Regions from separate parts of the Homo sapiens genome. Here region 1 is linked to region 2. The links are chromatin loops, found by intact Hi-C in ENCODE. Cell type or tissue: natural killer cell. All regions are shown on one strand. Each heading gives the region's core, and the rest is flanking DNA. Links, peaks and the distances in the headings are about the cores only.

Region 1 (11,868 bases), core at 1,773-9,772, 200 kb after region 2:
GGTGCATCGGGTCAACGTAACCGAGCATGGTTAAACGTGATGACCTGGCTGAAGCAGTGTCTGCCAGGTTTCTCCACTGTAAAACTGCCTTACCCCTTTCCATACCTTTTGGAAGAAGTCATTATGAGCAGCCCACGTGGCCAAAGTGGGGAGCTGTGCTTCCCCTCTTCAAGGGCAGGGGATCTACATAAGTTATTTGGAAGTCTGCACAGAAAACTTGTCACTCTCCCTCCAATTATTTATTTCCTCAGTCATTTCTATCAGAATAGGCTGGCTCTATACTTTGAGTTATTTTCCAATGCTATCTTACTTTGTTGCTCAAATTGCTCTAGCTTTAGCCACTGGGGGTTCTTTCCATTGCCTCCTATGTCCCTTTAAAATGTCCCCATTATGGCGGCATCCTGGGTGTTTTGGTTTGGCTTGGTTTGGACACTTCCTTGCTTTCTGCTCCAGGCTCATCTTGTTTACTCCCCTCCCAGTCCCAGAATTAAGCATTTCTTCACAGAACCCGGGATCCTTGTATGGAAGACTGGGATTAGCAACCACTATCTGGTGCTGGGTTTCAAGACTCTCCTACATTGACGCTTGCTTCCAGTATAAAATAAAGGTATTATAACATATAACACAGTCTGAATTTAAAATAAATCTAGTATTAAAAATAATGCTACAATGAATGAACCATCAGGCACCATTTCTTAGGCACTAGAGAGATGGTTACTGAGGGGAAACTGCTAGAGATCCATCAGATCTGCCCTGCCTTCTTCCCAATCACAAATCTGGACTGCGGTGCCTGCTTTCCACAGCTGGGAGTGGTCGGTGACTACGCACTCCTCAGTGGAACGGGAGAGGAAGCCCGATGCACCGCCACACCTAGCTCTTAACCTATGGATGTGTCTCATCCACACCCTCTCCCTGCTTTCTTGATGAAAACTTCTGGCCATGCAGAGATAGACATTGCCATAGGGAAAGACAGAAAAAGGATCTCACAACTTGGACAGAGCCTGCTTCTTGAATGACTTCGTTGGAGCAGAGCCACTTGTGGGGCTGGAATATTCCTGTGGATTTTTACCTGAGAGGGATAAACCTCTACAGTCCTCAGAACACACACGGGTCCATTTGTTACCCTAGCTTGCAGAGGGCACCCCAGATCTTACAGGGTACCCAGGTCTCACAGCGTACCCCAGCTCATACAGGATACCAGGCCCATGCAGCATACCCTAGCTCATACAGGATACCCCAGTTCATAAAGGATACCCCAGCTCATACAGGATACCCCAGTTCATACAAAATAGCTCAGCTCATAACCGATATCCAGCTCATGCAGGATACCCCAGCTCATACAGGATACCCCAGTTCATAAAGGATACCCAGCTCATACAGGATACCCCAGCTCATACAGGATACCCCAGTTCATAAAGGATACCCAGCTCATACAGGATACCCCAGTTCATACAGGATACCCTAGTTTATAAGGGATATCACAGCTTATACAGAATACCCAGCTCATACAGGATACCCCAGTTCATAAAGGATACCCAGCTCTTACAGGATACCCCAGTTCATACAGGATAGCTCAGCTCATAAAGGATACTCAGCTCATACAGGATACCCCAGCTCATAAAGGATATCCCAGCTCATACAGAATACCCAGCTCATACAGGATACCCCAGTTCATACAGGATAGCTCAGCTCATAAAGGATACCCAGCTCATACAGGATACCCCAGCTCATAAAGGATATCCCAGCTCATACAGAATACCCAGCTCATACAGGATACCCCAGTTCATAAAGGATAGCAAGCTCATACAGGATACCCCAGTTCATAAAGGATACCCAGCTCTTACAGGATACTCCAGTTCATAAAGGATACCCAGCTCTTACAGGATACCCCAGTTCATAAAGGACACCCAGCTCATACAGGATACCCAGTTCATACAGGATACCCAGCTCATACAGGATACCTCAGCTCATAAAGGATATCCCAGCTCATACAGGGTACCAGGTGCATGCAGGATACCCAGCAGTTCATACAGGGTACCCCAGCTCCTACAGGGTACCCTGGCTTCTGCAGATCACCCTAGATTGTACAGGGCACTTTAGCTCAAGCGAATTGCACCTCACTGGAGATCATTGACGTGAATCTTCTATGAGGTGCCTGGGGTAGAGCTCAGAGAATGATGTCATGGGCAGTTTTCCTGGGACAATGATGTGACAAGAAGCCTTTCCATGGAATGGAGACTGGAACTCTCCCCTAGGGTTGCTGGGAAGTCAGGGCAAGTGAGACACTCTCACCCACAAGGGCCACCCAGAATGGCTTCCAGCCACACCCTCTGATTATTTGTCTAACCTTTGTGGTTTAAAGTCCCCTCCTGAGAGCGCACCTCCTTTGACCGAGGATCCTGGTGAGCACTCTGGGCACTCAGGCCATCTGCTGATGCTGCCAACCACAGTTGCCCCTCCACAGATCATGGGGTTGGGTGCTCACCTGTCCCCATGCCTTGGTGTGGTCTGTGGATGAAGCATTCACCTGCCTGGTGTAGGAGTTACAATCAGTTAACACTGACACCTGCAGACCCTGCTCTCAGGAGCTGCACACCATTTGTTCTATATTTGAGTTTGACCTTTCATGACCAGCAGGAATTTAACCGTCAGCCTTGTCTAGACAGAGTTCAGGCTTTGGGGCTCCGTCAATAAACCGCATCAGTGGTCTATGCCAGGCTTCTTAACCTCGGGATAGCGACACCCTGCACAGAGCAGATGAATAAAGCCATGTCCCTCTGCGCTCCAGAAACAGCACGAAGCTTTACCAGAATGTGTGCAGCCAACTCTTTGAAAGAACAGGTGCTCTGAGGGGCTGAGTCCCTCATTGTTTGGGGTGAGGGTTTTGGGGGGAGTGCCTCCCTCTCCTCTGTCTCCCTCCTGTCTTCATTGCTTGGAAAAGAAACAATGACGCACTTTGCCTGGTGTTCAGTGCAGGTGTTCCTTTACCCCTGGAGTAACATTTTGCTTGGTGTTCAGTTAGACTGAGAGTCCTGAAGTCCCAAAGGCTTGGCCTTGAATCCAGGGTCCAGCCCTTCCTAGTTGGTGACCCTAGCAAGGGGTACGTGCCTCTCAGCCTCCACTCTCCCAGCTGGACAACAGGGGCTGCATGAAGACCATTGTCCATGACATCAGAAGCAGATGCACAGAGCTTACTGCAGCTCTTGGCACAAGGCGCACCCTCAATGAGAGTCAGCTCCTCCCGTCTCTTCCCATGGTCCTCCCCTCGCCCCTAGGAAAAGAGGGTAGGCCTGAAATGGGGGCAGGAGAGACAAGCCTCTCCTCTTTCCCTCTTTAGAATTGCCTGGTCAGCAGCCTTAACCTTGACCTGAGCTCAGCCCTACCCCTGGGGGAGGATTTCACCTAAGAGCAGTGCCCGAGTCAGTCTACCCAGTTGCAGCAGCAAGAAACAAACCTTCGGGGTCGTTGCATCCCACACCAGACGTCCTGTGCAAATCTGGGTGCAGTCTGTACCTCACATCCTGTGGACCCTTCAAAGCCCATTCTCTTCCGGCTCCCTTATCACCATCACCTCTATTGCAACCTGCTCCGTGGGATTCACTGACCTCATGACAATTGTTTACATGAAAGAAAAAAACACAAGTTGATCATCAATCATTCTTACTTTCTTACTTGAGAATTCCGTTTAAGAACAAGAAGAGTCTTCTTTATTTTAGAGGCCTGTTTTGTTGACCAAGTGTAACTTGGAGGTCAGCACAGGAGACCTGCTGCTGTCTGAACCATAAAGTGGGATTTGAGAGGGCACTACATTGGTTTGTAGAATTCAGGGACCAGCCAAACACCTGCACCCTGGCCACAGAGCAGCTCAGGGTGCCTCTGCATACTTGCTCGTGAACATCCCATAGGACACGTCAGCAAAGTGATGCTGCTCCACTGCGACTCTGGCCAAGTGTCACACTCCTAGGAGAAAGAGCCCTGTTGACCAAGCCACCCTTGGATAATGACCACAGCAGAAGGGCACAAGCAAAGGACAGACAAGGGCGCTGGGGGAATCCCTGTCAGCTGAGCAGGCCCCCAGTGGGTGTTCATGTAATTAATGAGCAGTCATTGTCCTTAAGACAAAGCTAATAACAATGCAATTCTATTAACAAGAGCTTTTTATTGAGAAAGTATTATAATGAATATTCTTCTTAATGCTAAAGTAATTCCTTCCTTTGTCTGGTTGTGAGGTTTTTGTTTTTAATTTTTATTATTGTTTTTATTTTTTGTTGTTATATGCAAGATTCTTCACAGACATGATCTTTAACCCTCAGTCTAAACAGCCCTATGAAGTCGGTATGATTAGACCCACTCAGATGAGAAGGCAGGCCTGCAGGGGCCAAGCAACACACCCAAGGTGACATGGTCAGTACATTGCAGAACTGGGACTTGAGCCCAGATCTTCCTGCCTCTAGAATGCACTGTCGGATTTAGAATGAGTCACTGGCGTAAGCAGCCCAGGCATGACCTTATGGATCTAGAATGATGCTAAGGAGACAGGTGGAGCCATTCTTGTCCAGAGCTGCTAAACCAAGTGTACATTCCCCACCTCTAACTGCCAGGACACCCATCATAGAGTGCCAGCTCTCTGCAAGGAAACTCAGAAGCTCTTTGAAAACTGGACGACTGACTATTCCCACATGCCTTGGTCTTGCTGTTCCCCTCCCCACCTTCCCACCAGCAGGAATCTTTCAAGGCTCAGTGTCAACGCCTCTCATGGGAAGCCTGCCTGGACTCTCGTGTTTCTGAATAGCAGCACTGGCCACGCTCGGCTTTGCATAGAAGGTATTTTCATCCACCCATTACTCCTACCAACATTCTTCCATCATTCCCTTGAGATGAGGAAGACATGGTCTTCTATGTCTTCCTTGCCACATTAGCCTCTTTAGCAGGCCTGGGGCAGGCTCTCCGTTGTTGTTGGGTTGAGTTGAAAAATGCCACCCTGCCTTGAATGCCTCATAGTGAAGGAAGAACTCTCTCCAATCACACCTGTCCCTCTATCTGGAGAAGACAAAAAGAAGGGTCTATTTCATCATCAATCTTTAGAGTAACGGAAAGAGATAGAAAAATTCCCAGCATGCTGACTGTGGCAGCAACTACATGGGCTCACTTGTCTTCTAGTCCTCCCTGCGCCCTCTGAAGGTAGGTGTGGCCATGCGACTTGCTTTGGCCAGGGAGATGTGGGTGAAAGTGAAAGTGCTTCTTCCAAGTGGAGCCTTCGGACCTGGTGTGCTCACTGCGTGTCCCCTTTCCTGTCTGGGCATCCCAGGAAGCCTGTGCCCGGATGGACCCTGAGGGACAGCAGTTGACAGAGCCTTCCTGCTGATGCTGGACACGTAGCACGAAGAAGAAAGAACAGTGCTGTGTGAAGCCACTGAGACGCTGGGGTCACTGTCGCCACGGCATAGCCTCGCTGTTTCACAAATTCACATATTGTGCCTTCTTCTCAGAATAATCAGCTCTTATTTATTGATAGAAAGAGGGTTCATAATAATGAGGTTAAATCATTGAGTGTGGTAACAAATTGTATATAATACAGCCCTAGCTCTGTTGTGCAGTATAATTCTGCACAAATGCACACACACGCACACACACCCCAAAGCAGAAAGTACGGACTTTTTCTGGCAGCAATTGTTCATGCTCTATGAAAGCTGTTAATTTTTCTCACTGGAGCTAGGCCAATTCAGTTCAGTTCACGAAGGCAACCATTGCAGAATTTTGTCTAGCATTGTTTTCTAGAGGTACCTCAGTGCCACCTAGAAGACTGGGTATTTTCCCTTAATGAAAAGATAGTCAGAATAGGGGGAAATGCTTTTCCTTTCTTTCTTCCTTTCTCTTTCTTCCCTTAAAAAAAAAAAAAACCCAGAATGATGTTGTGATTACCTTGCATTTTGCAGCATAGTGGATATGACAGTCAACCAAATTAATCCCATTATGCAAAACCCAGTTCGCAAATGGTTTTGCATTTTTGCAAAATTATGTCAATTTTCCCATAAATTGGAGAGACTGTGTCAGTTTTCTGAACCGCACAGAGACGCTTCTCAGTGCTGTATGTCTATATTTCCCTAATTCAGAAGCATACAGATTTTAGCTCCATGGCACAAATTAGGATTCATAACTTTAATGCTGATACTTTTGTTTACGTGAGACTTGCATGAGAATTGCCATTCATTTCACATTTATTTACAATCTTCTTCCTCATCATACTCATCATGATGGGAAAAAGAAAAGAGCATTAGCAGTCTGGGGAAAAAATGGTTAAAACAAAATTCTTAATTATTTTGATATTAAGAACATGATTCATTCTTTCTTTTCCTTTCTCCAGCACTCAGTCGGGTGCCTGCAGCCCTCACCCTGAGTGTCTGTGCCTTTTTCTCTGTCCGTGTTCAAGTGTTCAGGCAGCAGACAGAGCTTCCCAAATGCCGTCCCCCTGGCCAGCCGCAGACAGGCTGTTGGTGGCCAAATCTTCCTGGCATTGACTGTGATCTGTGAATTCCCTGTAACTGGACCAACTCATCAAATTCAACCCACTCCTGCCTTGAGCTGCCGAACAGCCGGGATCTGGAAGGCTCGAACCCTGACCCCTGTCACCAGCCCTCCGAGCCTCGCACATCTGCTGGCTGGATGCGGCACTGCTTCACCTGGTTCATTTCAAATGCAGCAGGCCCCCTCCGCTCCAAGCCCAGCATCGCCTCCTCTCCGTCTCTCTCTCTCTCTTTTAAAGGGAGAAAGAAAAAGCTTCCTTGTTTTGAAGACTGGCGCTCCGAGGGCTAAACTACTTACTGAATTCGGAAAATCTATTTTTTAATGGTTCTTCTTTCTCTGCGCAGCACTCTTTATTTCGAGAATGCTTTCTTGAGCAGCGAGTTGTTGACTTTGTATGCTTTGGATTTATCAGACATGTGTCAAGTTGTCAACCTCCTACCGTCTGCATTTGTGTCCACCTTGCAAACAGCAGGGAAAAATACTTTTTTTTTTCCACGAACGTTCACTTCTTGGCAGTTCTGAAACAAATTTTTGAACAGTTGCTGTTCCTATTGATAGCAATAGTTTGATGTTTCAAAAAAAACCAGGGTTTTATTTTCCCCTAAATTTTTGACATGTTCTGTCATATCATATCACATCAGACCCTGATGCATCAAAAACAAAAAAAAAGGGAGGGCGCAGCCTGCTCTGCTCACATAGATCATGAGCCTTCACAGGACACCCACCCATCTGTTCGCCACTTTCGTCCTTTTGTTCTGTCTCGAATGCTGGTATTCCTCAATCAAATGTATTCTTGCTTCTTCTAAGCCGCTGCAGTCTCTCCGGCAAGGCTTCCTAATCTTTGTGAGAAATAGTTCCAAGGAATTTGGAGACTATTCGCCTTTCCCTACTGGTGAGGGGCTGGAATCTAGATCCATTGAGGGTATCAGCTGCAATCAACAATAGACAAGGAAGAATACACAAATGAAGTCAACACCCAATAGCCCCAGGCAAGTGTCACCTAAAATTGCTGAAACTGTGAAAAAAAAAAAGTCCACAATCAAGACTGTTCTTCTCAGAGCTTTTCCCATCCCCTGGCAGGGCTGCCAGGATCTCCCCACGCCGTCGGGAGCACGCTGAGACTGTGAAATGAAGCCCAGCGTGATCTGCACCCCCGGCTCTGTCCTGGCAGCTTGTCCTCCAGAAAGGGGAGGCGGACTACAGGGCGGGTCCAGCCACACCACTCCCCACACTGCCTAGTGCTCTGGGAGCAAAGCCCAGGCCCCTCCTGGACCACCCTCCTTCTTCTGCCGCCTCAGGCCCAGCCTCATCCAGGGTCTGCCCCAGGGCCTTCAACTCACAGCTCCATCTGCATGGGAAGTGCCAGTCCCCCATGGACCGAGTTTCAGGGAGACTTAGCCCGCTGCACATAGACCATGACTGTGCAGGACCATGCGACACAAGGCATGGGAAGGCCCCTCAGGGCACGCGTAGGCCTGCGAATTCTGGATGAATGAGACCTGCTGCCCACACTCAGAGAAAGGGCCAAGTGCACAGGCAGGCGGCTGCCATAGGAGGGGGCATGGGCTCTCAGCCCAGGTGGGAGCAGAGTGATGGGGTAGAGCCAGAGCGGGAGCAGTTGACCCTTGGGGGGGCCAAGAGCGGTGGTAGAGGGCAGCCTCCTGGAGGAGGTGACTGCAACCATGTCTGTGTGGGCAGTGGGTGCACACTGTAAGGCTGGGAGCGGAACAGGCGGGCTGTGCTGGAGATGAAGGCTGGAGATAACCTGAGAGTAGCGAGTGAATTGAACAACACAAGGAACTGGGCTTGGGTTTTCTCCTCCCACTTAGTGACACCACGGTTTTGCCCGTTCATCCAAGCCAGCACCAAGCGCCCACACTCTCCTCACCCCCAGCAGCCTCAGGGGCGTGCCACCTGCATTGCCACTCAGGACACTGGGCTCAGCCCAGGTGCCACTGCTCCTGGAAGTCTTCAGAGGCCTCATGGGACGGGGCAGGAGCCCGCAGACGTCCATGCCTTCCTTGCGTCTGTCATTTGCACAGCCGATCTGTCTGTCCCTCCACCTGCGGGCCGCAACCTTCAGGCCCAGCTGTGTCTTAACGCCCTTTATCCCAAAGAGCTCAGCTGAATGAACTTAAAAGGTGATAGGGAGCTGAGCTTTTAGAGGAGTTTAATCCGGAACTTGAATAGATTTGCATTTTAGAAAAATGTGATGTGAAAATGGATTGTGAGCTGGGGTGTGGGGGCAAGACTGGGACAGAGACTGGGGTAGGAGGAGGTTGTGACTATTCTATAGCAGGAGATGGGGAAGCCCAACTCAGAGCAGTGGGAGCTGGGGTAATAAAGAGAGGCCAATTTGAGACATCCAGGTGAAAGAATCAAGACGATCGGGTTGCTTGTTGAGAAAAGGGGATGGAGGTCAGCCTTGGGAGACTGGTGGAGGCAGGGCATGCAGCGGGGAAGGCAGGCTTGGCGGACAGGCGAGGGTGTGGGTGCCACAGGGAGTCGCATTTTAGAATGGGGACACCAGGTGAGGCTGGCCACGCGGATTTGGAGCTCATGGGAAAGTTTGCCGCGCTGTGCAGTGAGGGAGCCTGGGCCGTGGGGGAAGGCTGGGCTCTGCATGAGTCCACCAGTGGTGCTGGGTGGGCTCTGAGCTTCTCTGGGCTTCAGTTTCCTATTGGGTATGAGAAGGGGGAGGGATGGTTCCTTACAGTACCAACATTCTAGAACTCCGCAGGGCATCCCAGGGAAAGTGGCACAGCCCTGAGTCTTGAGCTCTGTCAGGTGCGGCCCCTGCTCTTCTGGAACCCTGTCGGTTTCCTACAGGTGCCATCACAAAGTGCCAAAAATCCAGTGGCTTAAAACAACAGGAATCCATTCTCTCATAGTTTTGGAGGCTGGATGGAGGTGCAGGCGGGACCACGCTTACTCCGAGGGCTTCGGGGAGAACGTTCCATGCCCCTCCAGCTCCTGGGGGCTCCCGGCAATCTCTGGCATTCCTTGGCTTGCAGCAGCACGGCCCCCGTCTTCCCCTCCATCTTCACGTGGACTTCTTTTTTCTATGCGTGTCTCTGTGTCTGCTCTTCCTCTTGCAAGGACACCCGTCATTGGAGTCGGGGCCCACCCTCCTCCAGTATGACCTCATCCTAACTGATTACATCTACAAAGACTCTATTTCTAAATCATGTTGCACTTGGGTTTCTGGGTGGACATAAATGCGGGGGCATTATCAGGCCAGTCCACTTGCACTTGCTTGTTGGTGTCAGAGCCCGTCCCTAAACCAGGGCTCCATATGGGCTGCCTGTCTGCCGCAACACAGCCTAGCGGGGAAACAGTAGAAATGCCACTTCTATGTATTTATCATATTTATTTTGAGGTAAGTTATATGACATATATAATAAATTAGTACTGGGGTATATGTATATTATTAACAAATCAATATACATTCATTGGGGGACTTCTTGATTTTTAACATTGGGTCACACAGACCAGAAAGTATGGGGACCCCCGCTGAGACCCTGAGCCCCAGATGGGTGCTCTGATTGGAGCTGGCTGGATCCCCGTCACCTACAGCTGAGGTTGCCACATGGTCATGACTTCATGTTGGGTAGTTACATGTGATGGAATAGGAAGGAAACACCCGGTCCCTCATTGCACCCTGTGGGACACTGTGTGGAGTGGTGGGACACTGCGTGACATGGTGGTGGTGAGCACTGGCCCTGGAGTTTCAGCCACGGCACTGCCAAGTCTCTAGCACTGCCATCTTGGACTAATTACCATACTGGGCTGCACCTCAGCGTTGCTTCCTGTAACGGGGATTGAGGATAATCCTACTACCTCAGCCGGCTGCCAAAACTGGACTTGATATTTTATATCAAGGACTTAATACCATGCTCATCCCCAAAATATTAGCCGCTGTTGTTATTGTCTTCATGATGACAACCAAGCGGGACGGAGAGGCACAGGCCGGTACCTGCTGCCCTGGCACTGCCCCTCCCGAACCTGCACATCTGCGAAGCCTCTGCATCCCCTCCCCCAGCTCCATCCTCCCTACATTCACTCCTGACCGGGACCCTGCCCACACATTTCCTCCCTAAAGAAAGGAAGGCTTTGGGCAGCGAGGTGGAGGGCCTGTTGGCTGCTCTATCACTCTCTACTCTTGAGCCATTCCGGGAACAAAAACATTTCAGATGTGGAGGGTTGATGGGTGTGCGTACATGTGTATGTGTGCGTACATGTGTGTGTGCGTACGTGTGTGTGCACGTACATGTGTGTGCAGACATGTGTGTGCGTTCGTGTGTGTGTGCAGACGTGTGTGTGCTCGCGGACGTGTGTGTGTGTGGACGAGTGTGTATGCGTACGTGTGTGTGTGCAGAGACGGAGAAGGATTATGAGTTCCCATCTCAGGCTAATGAGGCCTGTAAGTATGGGGCAAACTGACACTGGACCATTTGGCTGCAGAGTTGCACAGTAGAATTATAATTAATTTGTTGTCCAACATTACCCATAGGCTTTTTTTAGCATTTCTACTTTCCTGGCTGTTACTGCCCATTGAATTCCAATGTTTTGGATTAATATCCTCTGGTTACATCCTCCTGCCGTTTTCCAAGCCGAGCCTCATTTTATTTCTTGTCCATATTTTGGGCTCTTCAAACGATTTCTCTGTCCTCACTGGTCTTCTCAACACCTCCTAATTTTGCACAATCTGTGAATTCAATTAACAAGTTTTATCCTCTCCTCCAGATAATTAACGAAGACGTTAAATAAAGCCAGACTGCACTGACCCCTGGGGCGCCATGCGAGACCCCCTCGCGGACATGGTACACAGTTATTTATCATCGTCTTTGTTCATGGCCCTTCCACCAGTGCTGAGCTCACATGGCAGCAGGAACCTGAGAATCTGGGGGAGTCCATTTGGTGGAGCGCTGACTAGGGCAAAGCACCCCCAACCCCAGCACAACCAGCCCTGGGACCATGGTCATTCACTCAAATCCTGGGCCTCAGTCTCCATGTATTAAAGCAAGAGGCACCGGCTCCCTTCCTTTCTGCACGAGGGGTCAAGGTTGCCATTTCTCTGGGCCGGCACTTTCTCCCCTGTCGACAGTGCTTCCTTTCTGGCCTCCAGACCTTTTCCAACATTTGGATGTAAACAGACCCTCAAACCTTACCCCTCCTCCTTCACCTCTCAAACCCGAGGGTGTCTGCCTTCCCTTCTCGGTGAAGGCCACTCCATCCTGGCTCAGGTCCACAGTCTTGGCGTCGTCCTTGACTGCGCTCTTCTTTGCACGCCCACAGCCAATCTGTGAGCAGTTCTAGTGGCTCTGCCTTCAAAACGCATCC
Region 2 (11,868 bases), core at 1,203-9,202:
AAGCCACTGATGCCACAAGAAGACATTGATCGAAGACATCATTTTATCAATTTTAAGACTACCCATGGCCAGGTGCCATGGCTCGCGCCTATAATCCCAGCACTTTGGGAGGCCCAGGTGGGTGGATCGCTCTCTACAAAAAAAAATGCAAAAAGTCACCAGGCGTGGTGGTGTGCATCCGTGCTCCCAGCTATCAGCAGGCTGAGGTGGGAGGATTGCTTGAGCCTGGGAGGTCGAGGCTACAGTGAGCCATGACCTTGCCACTGCACTCCAGCCTGAGCAACAGAGCCAGACCCTGTCTCAAAAAAAAAAAAAAAAAAAAAAAAAAGACTATCCATGACCTCATATAGGAGAATTGTTTTCGTCATACAAAAGTTTGGTCGGGAGCACTGCTTTTGGCTATGTCTGCCCAGACAGACATTTGCAGTTGTAAATGTGTAGTAGTTCTAATTCTACCAATTATTTCGCCTATGGCTACAAGCACCATTCCCAGTGATATTTCCCCCAGTGGTGTGTGTGTGTCTGAGCTTCTCATGGGATGGACCATAAGGAATGAGAGTCCTGTTTCATGAGTGGTCGGAAGACAGGACATGTGATGTCACTGGCTGTCCAGAGAAATTCTTATCTACAAAACTGATGTCTGGAACCCATAGCCAAGAGTGGACAAAAAACGTACCAGGACTTCATGAAAGACAGCCACACACACGCAGGGCAAAGCATCACAAAACAGTCTCATCCACAACTTCAGTGAAACTAGGTGCCACTAGCTTATTGGCAGGGACTCGGAGATGCTGGTCCCCATGGAAGTGGGCTGGTTCTGTCTGAGTCTTTCAACAAGACCTTTCTATCAAAGGATTGGGGTCTGGAGAAGTTTGAGGGGGATAGGGACAGAGAGCAGGGGGAGAGAAGGGAGTGACAAGACCAAATGCCCCGCTTTTCAGGACATGTGAGTTTCCAGAACAGCTCCCCAGCTGCAGACACTCAATAAATCCTTCTCAGGCCATGTAGTTTATTTTCTATGAAGCCAAATTAACCTTCAGTGTGATTCAGCACGGGGACAAAGCCTTAGCAATATCGGCAAATAGCAAGAGAAAGATGCTCTGATCCTGAGTGGCAACTAACTGTATTTACACGCTTGAATGAAGAGCAGCATTGCATCAGCTTTTTGGTCTGAAGGTGTCCAGGACAAACAGTGCTCATGGCCATCTCTGTGTAAGCAGGTTCCCCTAGGAACAGGAGAGGACAGCTCTCTACCACTCCCAGTGTTTAGCCCAGTGAAGCTAAAACCACGCTCCCCACAGGGAAAGTCTGTTATCTGAGAGGAAGCTTCCTTCCGGGACTCCAACATCTCTCTAAGACCTCTTCCAGATCTGCCTCGGTGAAGACCAAGGCCGTGGTGTGCACTGTAGATCCACCAACCAAGGCTAGCACCACCCGCCTGACAAGCCTCAGAAGAGCAGCCAGTGCCTGGGCTCTGGGAGCCGCCCTTGGATGTCATGACCGCGGGTCTCAACAACAGCGATGGGAACGCAGGGCGGTGGAGGTGCCTGCACGGCACCACATGGCCAACAACCAGTGTTCGGTGGATTTCCCTGCATGGTATTGATTTCTGGAACTCTGGGTGCTTGGTCAGATGAAGATGGGAGGGGACTGATTGCTATTTCCCAGGTCCGAAGGGTGGCCAAGGGGAAGAGGAAGTGATCCTACTGGGCTTTTCGGGGACAGGACCGTGACATCAGGAAGCAGATTTTGGTAAAGGAAGAAAGAACTTCCCAATCATTAGACTGCCTGAGAAAGGAATGGGCTGACTTGTGAGGCAGCGTTCCCTGTTGTAAGAGGTATTTAAGCAAAGGTTCAGTGAATCGTCTGTACAGAAGATCTGCCTCAGGCACACAGGCTTGAGCTGATGTTGGAGCCCCTCCCACACAGGGCATTGGCATGTCCTCTTTGAAGCCCCCACAGAACTGTTGTGAGTCTCCTGGAACTGCCATAACAGTGTTCCACCAACTGGGTGGCTTCAGCAGCAGAAATGGATTGGTTCGCAGTCCTGGAGACGGGGCTAAGTCTAAGATCAAGGTGGCTGCAGTGGTGCTGGTGATTGCTGGTAGTCGCTGGCACTCCTTGGCTCATACAAGCATCACTCAGATCTCTGCCTTCATTTTCCCCTGGCATTCTCTCTGTCTCTGTCTGTCTGCAAATTTCCCCTTTTTATAAGGACACCAGTCACATTAAATTAGGGCCCACCCTGATGACCTCATTTTAACTTGATTACCTCTACAAAGATCATGTCTCCAAATAAAGGCACATTCTGAGGTAGTGGGGGTTAGGACATCAACATATATAAACTTGGGGGAGACGCAATTCAACTCATGACAGAAACCTTTCTGATCAGGGCTAAGTCACCGCATATTGTTGACCTGAGGTGTGTGGCTGTTTCAACAACCCAGGAAGACAAAACTGTTAAAACCTGAGGCGGCAGCAACACGAGGTAAACTTTTTCACAGGACTGCTGCCACCCATGAAATGAGAAAGGCCTTCGTTTCTAAGCACCTCATCCGAGTTCCAAGAATTAAAGATTCCCCTGCAGCTCACTGCATATGACACGTGTGGCAGCTGAGAAATACGCAGTCACTGTCAGCGCTTCCCGAACTCCCCAGGAGCCCCTGGGAGGTAACGTTCCCCTCCATCCCCAGAGAACCTCCCTGTGCAGCTCACTGCCCATGTGCGTGGTCCACAGAGCCACACCCTGCATTCCCATGACGGCTTCACTGTCTGTCCTCCCACGCTGGGTCCTCCATCACACTCCTTCATGCTTCATGTGACAGCCACCATGAGACGACTCCTTGACATAGTGAGGCGTTTCTGCAAGTTTCCATTTAAGTTAAACAAGGCCAGCTTATCCGGGGTCTTGTTTTGACACTTGGTGGTGTGGGTCATACTGGATCCAAAAAGAAAAGATATGTCCACGTCATAAGCACCGATACCTGAAAATGGGACCTTACCTGGAAATGGGGCCTTTGCAATCAAATTTAGATGAGGCCATACTGGACTGAGGTGGGCCCTATTGCAATAAGACTTTGTGTCCTTCTAAGAAGAGGAGAGACACAGAAACACACAGGAGAAGGCCACGTGACGACAGAGGCAAAGACTGGAACGATGCGTCCACAGGCCAAGGAACACCAAGGATGGCCAGCAGCCCCAGAGCTGGGAGGGAGGCCTGGGATGGCTTCCCTAGAACCTTCAGAGAGAGGAGGGCCCTGTCGACACCTAGCATTTGGACTTCTAGACTCCAGACCGTAAGAGAATGGACTTCTGTTGTTTTAAGCCATCTAGTGTGAAGGATTTTGTTATAGCAGCCCTGGGAAACTAACATATTTAGGATGAGGATATAGCAAGATGTTATTATAATAAGAATAGTTGAGGCCGGACACGGTGGTTCATGCCTGTCATCCCAGCACTTTGGGAAGCCAAGGCAGGTAGATCACTTGAGGTCAGGAGTTCAAGACCAGCCTGGCCAATGTAGTGAAACCCTGTCTCTACCAAAAATATAAAGAATTAGCTGGGTGTGGTGGCAGGCACCTGTAACCCCAGATACTTGGGAGTCTGAGACAGGAGAATTGCTTGCATGCCACTGCACTCCAGCCTAGGTGACAGAGCTAGACTCTGTCTAAAAAAAAAAAAAAAAAAAAAAAAAGAATAGTTATACTATTAATAATGAGAAAATGGCAATGTAAGGCTTCCTCTGTGTCCCGCATTTCCACCAACCCTTAGAACAGCCCCATAAAGGAAGTACCTCCGTTATTAACCCCATTTTACATACCGGAAAACAAAGCGACAGGCAGGTTAAAATGACTTGGTGAAGTTCATACCAGTAGACAGGGAGAGAACGGTGAATCAATTAAAGGCCTTTTGGATCCAAAAGCCCAGGCTGTGTTCCAGAGCATTTACCTCAGCACAAGATATGCATATATTTTGCAAATAACAAAGATTTATACCAAATTTATAGACAGAGATAGCATAGACTCTTTGCCAAAATTCATAGTGCTCCCCATTTTGGAATGATTTGCAAAATTATGATTTGGAATTTGTCTTTGATTTCACCCAGAAATATTGACACACATGCTGTTATGGCAAGGCAAAACAGTCCTCATGCTTCGTTCTCCATGAATCCAGAAATTACATTAACTGCATTTGCTGTAATTCATCCAAAATTTAAAATAAATATGAAAAGCATTGCTTTTTTCTGAAGCTATTCATCTCAATATAAATGCAATTTAGATATTTAAATATATCATACTATATCTATACTCATACCTTGAGCCTTTATAGAAACCGTGTTTCTAGTGTATGTACTTCAGTATAAAAAAATCAGGTTTAAAAATATCATTTTAATAAACATTTATCAATTCTTATCCAGCAGAAAAGGAAAACATATTGTCTCCTCTTATCTTACACTGGCTAGAATATATAAATTCATATTACCAACAGCTTCATTTTTCTTGCTTCCTTCTTCCTTTTCTTCCATGCAAATATGCACTTTGGGGGGATTTGCTGTATTAATCAGAGTTTCTTGACTTAGCACTGTTGACGTTTGGGGCCAGATCATTCTGTATTGTGGAGTACTGTCCTGTGCATTGTAGCATGTTTAACAGAGTCCCCTCTACCCACCAGATGTCAGTGGTGAGCCCCACCCCAGCCTGCCCCCCAAAAAACATCTCCAGACATTGCCAAGGACTCTTTGGGAGGAAGGGACAAAAGTGCCCCTGGCTGGGAAATAGGCACATTTACTATAGTGGAAATAGGTATGTTTCCAAATTCTTTCTGGTGTTAAGTTGGAAGACTGAATATTGAGCTTGGAATGAAGCCATATTCAAATAAATAATAACTTGGTAAAGAAATTAAAAGAGTAAACAAGTAGTAAATTTTCAAGCAAATTCAACATTTCTCCCCCCAGGATTCAGCCATCTCAGGGCCTTTTTCTAGGGAGTGGGGCCCTCCCCCGGAGGTGGGGGCTTCAAATCCCCCAGCTTCTAAGCCCAGGAGGCAGCCCCAGAACCCATGTTAGGCCTTCTCTTCCCTCCACTCCCTCAAAGGCCATGGCCCCAGGCTAACCTGCGGGGAATGACTGAGGAATCGTGTCTTGTCTGAACTGCTCTTGAGACCTCCAAAATAACCAAACCTATGGTGGCAAAACAATTGCAGTCCTAAAACAACCCGATGAGGTCCCCACAGAAGTCTTTGTTAAGAACTTTCCCTGGGCCTGACTCTGTGCTGGCTGTGTTTTCCAAGAAGAATGGGCAAACGGGCCCTCCCACTGAGAAGTACTGACCACATGAAAAATACCACAATGCATGGAACAGAGGTGCAGCTATTAGGGGTACGGTGACAGCCAAGACGACTGTGGCCTCCAGACTGCACACTGCACCTAACACACAGTAGGCGCTCTCTCTGTACTTGTGGAGTAAATGATAACTTAATCTTGCAATGCGAAAATAAAAGCAGCATTTAGAATGTCAGTGTGAAAATGCCGTGCTGTTGTGACCTGATCCAACTGCACATGGTGGCTGTGGTCAGTGCTGGTGGCTCCCAGGGTGAGGACAATGCCGACAGTGTACCGAGGAGAGAGAAGGAAAAACAATGATGAGAAGAAGCAAGACCAAAATGATTGAGCAACACCTGAGAGATATGTAGAGGAGAGGACTCAGGGGGGCTAGACCGTCATTTTCAAATATTCCAAGACCTACCAAATGCCGGGGGGGTAGGCTCAGTCCAGATGGTCCCAAGGGACAGAAGGAGGACAAATGCCACACCTGCAAGGCCACTCTCAGGCATCAGCAGCCCAGCCTTGCTTAATTACGTCACACGACCTTTCCAAAGACGTATGACATCAGTCTCCTTTGAAACTGCAGAGATGGCAGGGACTTCCCGTTCACTCAGCGAGCCTCCCCGTGTTCAGATAAATAAATGTTGAAGTTATCACATGCTGCTTACTGAACACACGAGTTGCCAAATGAGGCTGGCTACTCACTGATTTTGTTAAGCTGTGAGTACTTGAATTCAATACAGAACATATTGCCTCTTGAAACACAGTACAGAAAGCCATTTTCATCATACTGGTACTATTCTGAATCAGCTACTCAAAGTTGCCTTTTGAAACTGCCTTTCAGAGGACACCCTGATGTATGAGCCCACGTGAGTTTTCTCATCCTCATGTTTGACCGTTGTTAATCCCTCAACAACACTGTTGTTTACTTTGGTATTCGACTTCCTATTTCAAATGCTGGGAGACATCTTTACAATTGCAACGTTTCCTGAACATACAAGTTTGTTATAGCAGCAGTCTTCTGGGTTCTTGATTTCTGCTGCGAATCCCAGAGAACTAATTAAGCCAGAGCCCTTTCCACTGAAAACCTTGCCCTGTCACTGTCTGCTGCCAGGGGAGCTAACTGGCAGCCATTACACTGCCTGGAATGGGGTAGGGGGGCAGGGGCAGGAGGCCAATTAGTTTACAGCAAGGTCCATGAAGAAGCAAGCTAATCATAATGGAAAAACTTTGGAGGCTGCTCCTCACGTGTTTTAATCTTTTGAGGAAGCTGGTGAATTACCTGTGTATTTCTGGACTCTGCCAGTTCCACACCTGTGCTGCGTTCCACTCTGAGCTTGCGTATACTCCCTTGCTTCATTTTAAAGGTACTGTGTGAGTTCCCACAGCCTTGGGCACCCGCATGTACTGAAATCTGCTGGGCACTAATGTCTTGTTTGAATGATTTCTGCAATGACTGCTGTTCAACTAGGCAAATGCCCTTTGAAAGGGCAAAACCAATTCTCTCTTAGATCAACTGGGGGTGAGACATAACATGGAAAATTCCAGTATAGGTAATAAAAAAAAAAAAAAAGCTATTCCTGAATAAGTTCCATGCTGCCGTTTGAATTTATGCCCCTGGGGAAAAGTCGAAGAAATCAGAACACACAGCTCATTATTATTTGTGTAGATTATGCAAACTTTACCTTTTAGAAAAAAAATGACTAAGTTACAGAGGATCAGGGAAAGAATCTGGACTGTATTTAAGTGAGAGGGATTAGCTAGCAGGATGTTGATTTATAAACGGCAACAACCAATTCCTTATATTCTCCACTGCGGTCATGTCTCCCGCACGGTAATTCCCAGCGTTCCTTTTGAAAGCCCTTGGTACTCAGTTAGCCCCGAGGTATAATGTTTGATAATATAACCACTGCTTCTGTCACTGCGTTTTGTACAAACGCATTATATGTGGCCCAGAATGGTAAAGATTTATGTATGGGTATGGAAAATAGAAATCAGCATTGATTAAAAGCCCCAGATAGACCATCCAATACCGCCCAAAGAACATCAGTTATTTTGCATTTTGACGTGGCGATTGATAACTCATAAATGCAAGCAGGAATGACAAATGCGGATGGAAACTGGCTTTGACAAAAACGATAACAGTATCAGTCTCGAGGGGCGATGGAGGTATAAGCAGGAGCTGTTTAAAATATTTAATCATTTTATGAAGGCTGCAAGATGTTGTTTGACCCTGAAGGAGTGTGAATGTCACATGGATCAGAAATTGCCAAGTCTTTGAAGTGAAATTAAAAAATGGTGTTATTATAGATCTTTCTTGACATCCTATCACTTTTGTATAGGATTAAATATATGTATACAAAGCACCAGATAAAGGACTCCGGCAAAGGATGTCTTGGTTGAAGGGACAGGAAGTAAAGGCATCCTGGTCATGAATTTTTACTTCAAAACCCCAAAGCATTTCTTTCCTTTGCTTTTCTTTTCTTTTAAAGAGTTCTTAGTAAAAAGATGCCATTGGTTTTTAAATAGAGGGTAAACCATCCCTTACTTTTGTTACCTGGGGTCCAGCTGTTGGAATTTCTTCTCTCCTTTTTCCCCAAGCATTCTACCTCTCTTGGGTATTGTGTTTATAGCATATGTTTCTATGTGGACAGTCATACTGAGCACTTACGGCTGTAAATAAACCTGGGTATATTTACATGCTGGGGTTTGCAGGGCCTCACGTGGCCCGTGGTGCATCGGTCATGGAGGCTCCCAGCTGCCGTGCTGCTCGGCACCCAGCAGCTCCTCCAGCAGCCCAAGCCACGGTGTTCTCACAGGTGGCAAAGCGGCTCGTGAATTCCCAGGACTATTCCTCACGGTTCACTCCGGAGCAGCAGCAAGTGGACTGTCACGCTGCTCTTTGTCTTCCCTCTCTGGTGTTGCTTTTCCGGGCTTTCCCCCATCTTGAATTTTCCCCTGTTCCTATTTTGTTGTGTCTGTGGGATGTGGGTGTTGGAAGTGGGTTTTTTCAGAAGGACTGTTTTTTCTCCTTTCTAGGAATGTGTGGCTCCTTACAGGAGCTGGTGTTCTGTGATTCCGAGATATTCTTGTTTTACCCATTTTGAACCACTCTATAGAGTTCCTGGTGGCTGGAACTTACTTCATCCTGGCTGATGGATTCTGTTTTCTGGGATGGGAGCTGCACACGCAGACACACAGAGCAGAGGGAGGGCTTGGGCGGTTTCCTCTTTGGTGCAAGTGTGCATTTCCTCTGTATTCATGGGTTCCACCAACCCGTGTGCAGGGTGCAGGGGAAGTGAGCGTTTGCTGACTTCGTGGAGGGGTCACTACCTGAGTGAGGCTTTCTGACCCCCCACTTCCCTGCAACACACACACACACTCACATGCAGACACACTCAGACACTCATCACCTCACACACACACCTTTACATACATGCACACTCACACTCACTTACCAGACACACTCAGACACTCATCACCTCACACACACCCTCACATACATGCACACTCACACTCACTTACCAGACACACTTAGCCACTCATACACACACCACCTTGCCCATACACAAACACATATAACCATACACTCACACTCATGCAAACACAGCCACTCACACGCACTCATTACTTCACATATGCAAATTCACACACTCACATTCACACTCAAGCCACACTCACCCACACTCAGCCATTCACACACACTCACACTCCCTCACACTCAGCCATTCACACACTCACACTCAGCCACTCATGAACCCTCACACTCGCTCGTGAGAGTCTGAGTGACTCTCTCACACACACTCACACATATGCACACACACTCATGCAGACATAGACACACACACATCACCACACACACAAACACACACGTCCTCACACACACACAAAATCATACAAACTCACACACACTTAACCACTCACACACACTCATCACCTCACACACAACCACTCACGCACCCTCACACTCACTCGGAGAGTCCCTTATGAGTGAGTGACTCACGTGCACGCACACCCACGCTTACTGGTGGTCACTGCTCTCCCACACTCAGGACACCATCAGGAAGAGGGTTGTCACCAGTGCTTTGGTCCCAGTCTCTCTGTGTTCATCTGTTTATTCTGCTTATGCCTGGAGGACATGAAGACAGAGCGTGGCCGTGGAATGCCCCCCCGACATGGCCTCCCATGAAGACACCTCAGCCCCACGTTCCCTCTGCACCACCTGGACGGGGACCCACTGCGGCAAGACCACACAGGCAGTCCCCTCACGGCCAGCTGGTCCTGCGGCCATGGACACGTGTTTGTCTCCATGCCCAGTATCTCCTGGAAGACAGCATTCCAGACACCCGAGAACCTGGCCAGGACACCCTCTAGTCTCAGACAAACGCAAGAAATCACTCAGCTAATGCTACCCCCACCTTGGAGAACAGAAGGAGTCCTGCCGGGAGATGGGGCCCTCCAATGTAGACTAATTGTCCTCATCACCCAAGTTCTGGGCTGGTGCTGCTAGACTCCCTCTCTGTCCCCCACCTCTCCCACCTCTCAGCTCCTCCACCTGCTCACCTCCTCCACCCCAGCCACCGCCTGAAGCCAGCAGAAAGGTCTGAGCAGCTTCTCCCTCCAATCCTCCAGAAGGAGCCCACCCTGCCAACACCATGATCTGGGACATCTGACCCCCAGAGCTGTCAGACAATGAATTCCTGTGCTACGACGCCAGGTGTGTGGCGCTTTGTGAACAGAGCCCTCACCTGTAGAACTCAGCGTAGCACAGGGAGGTGGTCCTGGACCATGCTGGTGGGCCTGATGCAATTGCATGTGTCATCACAAGAAGGAGGCAGAAGGGGCTTTGCCCGCAGGAGACAGAGCCAAGCAATGGAAGCAGAGAGAAGCCGACTCACAGAGAGGCTGTGCTGCTGGCTTGGACAACGGGGGCAGTGACCGTGACCCACAGAACACAAGGAATGCAGCTCTTGGTGTTGGAAAGGAAAGGAATCGAATTCCTTCCTGGACCACCCAGAGGGAATCCGGTCCTGTCAGCCCTCGATTTCGACTCACTGATGCTGAGTTCAGACTAGTGGCTTCTAGAAATAGGAGAGAATACATTTCAATTGTTTTCAACCTTCAAGTTTGTGATCATTTGTTACAACAGCCACAAGAAACTAATGCGGCCACCATAGACTGGGTGTTTTTCCACGTATTTGGAACCAAACTAAGCATTTCATAGATGTTATTACATGTAGCCCTTGGGAGTAAATTATATTGTCCTCATTTTACAGAAGAGTAAACTGAGGACAGGTGAAAAAATATTCCCCGCCCAAGGTCATGCCAGCAAGTGTGGAGCTTGGATTTGGACTCAGAGCTATCTAAGGAGGACCTCCAAGCTCTCAGCCTTCCTCACTGTGACAAATCCCCTCTGTGTAGCTCCCAATGCACTCTTCACATCCTCCTCTGCTTCCTCTCCACCTGCCTCCAGATGCTGCCTCCAGCTCGTGTCACCTGCTGTTCCCCAGCTCAAAAGCTCCCAGAAGCTCCTCAGTTGCCACAGACCCCTCAGCCTGGCTTCCATGGCACCTAACAGCCTGAGCCACCCTAACCTTCCAACCTTGTCTCCCACAGTTTCCTTGGGGAGGTCTCTGTTTCCAGCGTGTTGTCTCACTTCCACTCCCCTCCCAGTCTTCAAGCCTTCAGAGGTGCACTCCCTTACTAGGACATCTTCTTACTTCCCTTCCACTTCTTAAGACAAATCTGATTCTAAGTTTTTCCAATTATTTGAGTGCGTACAAATATCTCCTTCCTCTGAATCCCCATTCTACTCAACACTTGGTTTAGTATACAATGATTCTTTATTGATTTTGTATGTGTTAGTTTTCTCTTCCCTAGCTGTACTGTAAATTTCTTCAGGATGCTAAAGAACACTAAAAAAGTCCCTATCCTCATAAAGCTTATAGTTCAGCTGCAGAGACAAAACTTCTTAACCTCAGAACAATCAACATCAAAGGATTTGATTTAATGAGGAAGCAGCAAGCTTCCACATGCCATATTGAGAACACAGGACAGGATGTCAAAAAAATTTGGTTCCAGCCCTGGTTTTGTGCCCTCAGGGAAGCCCCTCCAGCTCGCCAGCTCTCTTCCTCTTTATCTATAAAATCAGACACTTGAGCTACATACCCCCTAATGTCTCTCCACTCTAGCGTCCTATGAGCCAGAGCCGGCATTGGAATGTGCTCCTGATCCCAAGACACCTTTCCCCCTCGCCCAAGAATTCCGCCAGCGACTGAGTCACATTTCCTATGAGGGCCATGCTGTAGCTATTCATCATCCTAAAAGCCTGGGTCCTGTGTGATTCACATCCAGCGAAGGCCACCTTGCCACTGAAGTCTTCATTGGCATTGAAACCTTGAAAGCTGCCCCTGACTTCTGCTACCTTGGCAGGACAGAGTCAAACAGTGCCCTCTTATCCAAGGAGCTGGAAAATGGGAAACAAAGCCAGTGGACATGAGGCCAGACTCAGAGTCTGGCACAGGCATAAGAGGAAGTTCAAAGCC

What was found. A loop is a pair of places that touch in the nucleus more often than their neighbours do. Peaks named below come from ENCODE experiments on the same cell type or tissue, not always from the same donor. Only the 100,000 strongest peaks of a DNase experiment are listed, where the experiment ranks them.
Region 1: it touches region 2 in a loop (2.2-fold over the local background); 6 of 110 quality-filtered maps call a loop at or near these places.

Annotation. Positions count from the first base shown.
Region 1 is chr18:75,155,260-75,167,127 of GRCh38, reverse strand. It overlaps LOC124904326 (a long non-coding RNA gene), which reads left to right. Exons shown (of 2, transcript XR_007066417.1): 2 at 1-623. Among named protein-coding and RNA genes, the nearest start is that of PTGR3, 48 kb to the left of the region's middle. In natural killer cell, for the core only: no CTCF peak of the experiment used is centred there; a DNase peak (open chromatin) is centred at 5,217; H3K4me3 peaks cover 628 bases.
Region 2 is chr18:75,358,834-75,370,701 of GRCh38, reverse strand. No RefSeq gene overlaps it. Among named protein-coding and RNA genes, the nearest start is that of SMIM21, 63 kb to the left of the region's middle. RefSeq lists enhancers at 9,506-10,046, 10,047-10,588. In natural killer cell, for the core only: no CTCF peak of the experiment used is centred there; a DNase peak (open chromatin) is centred at 4,661.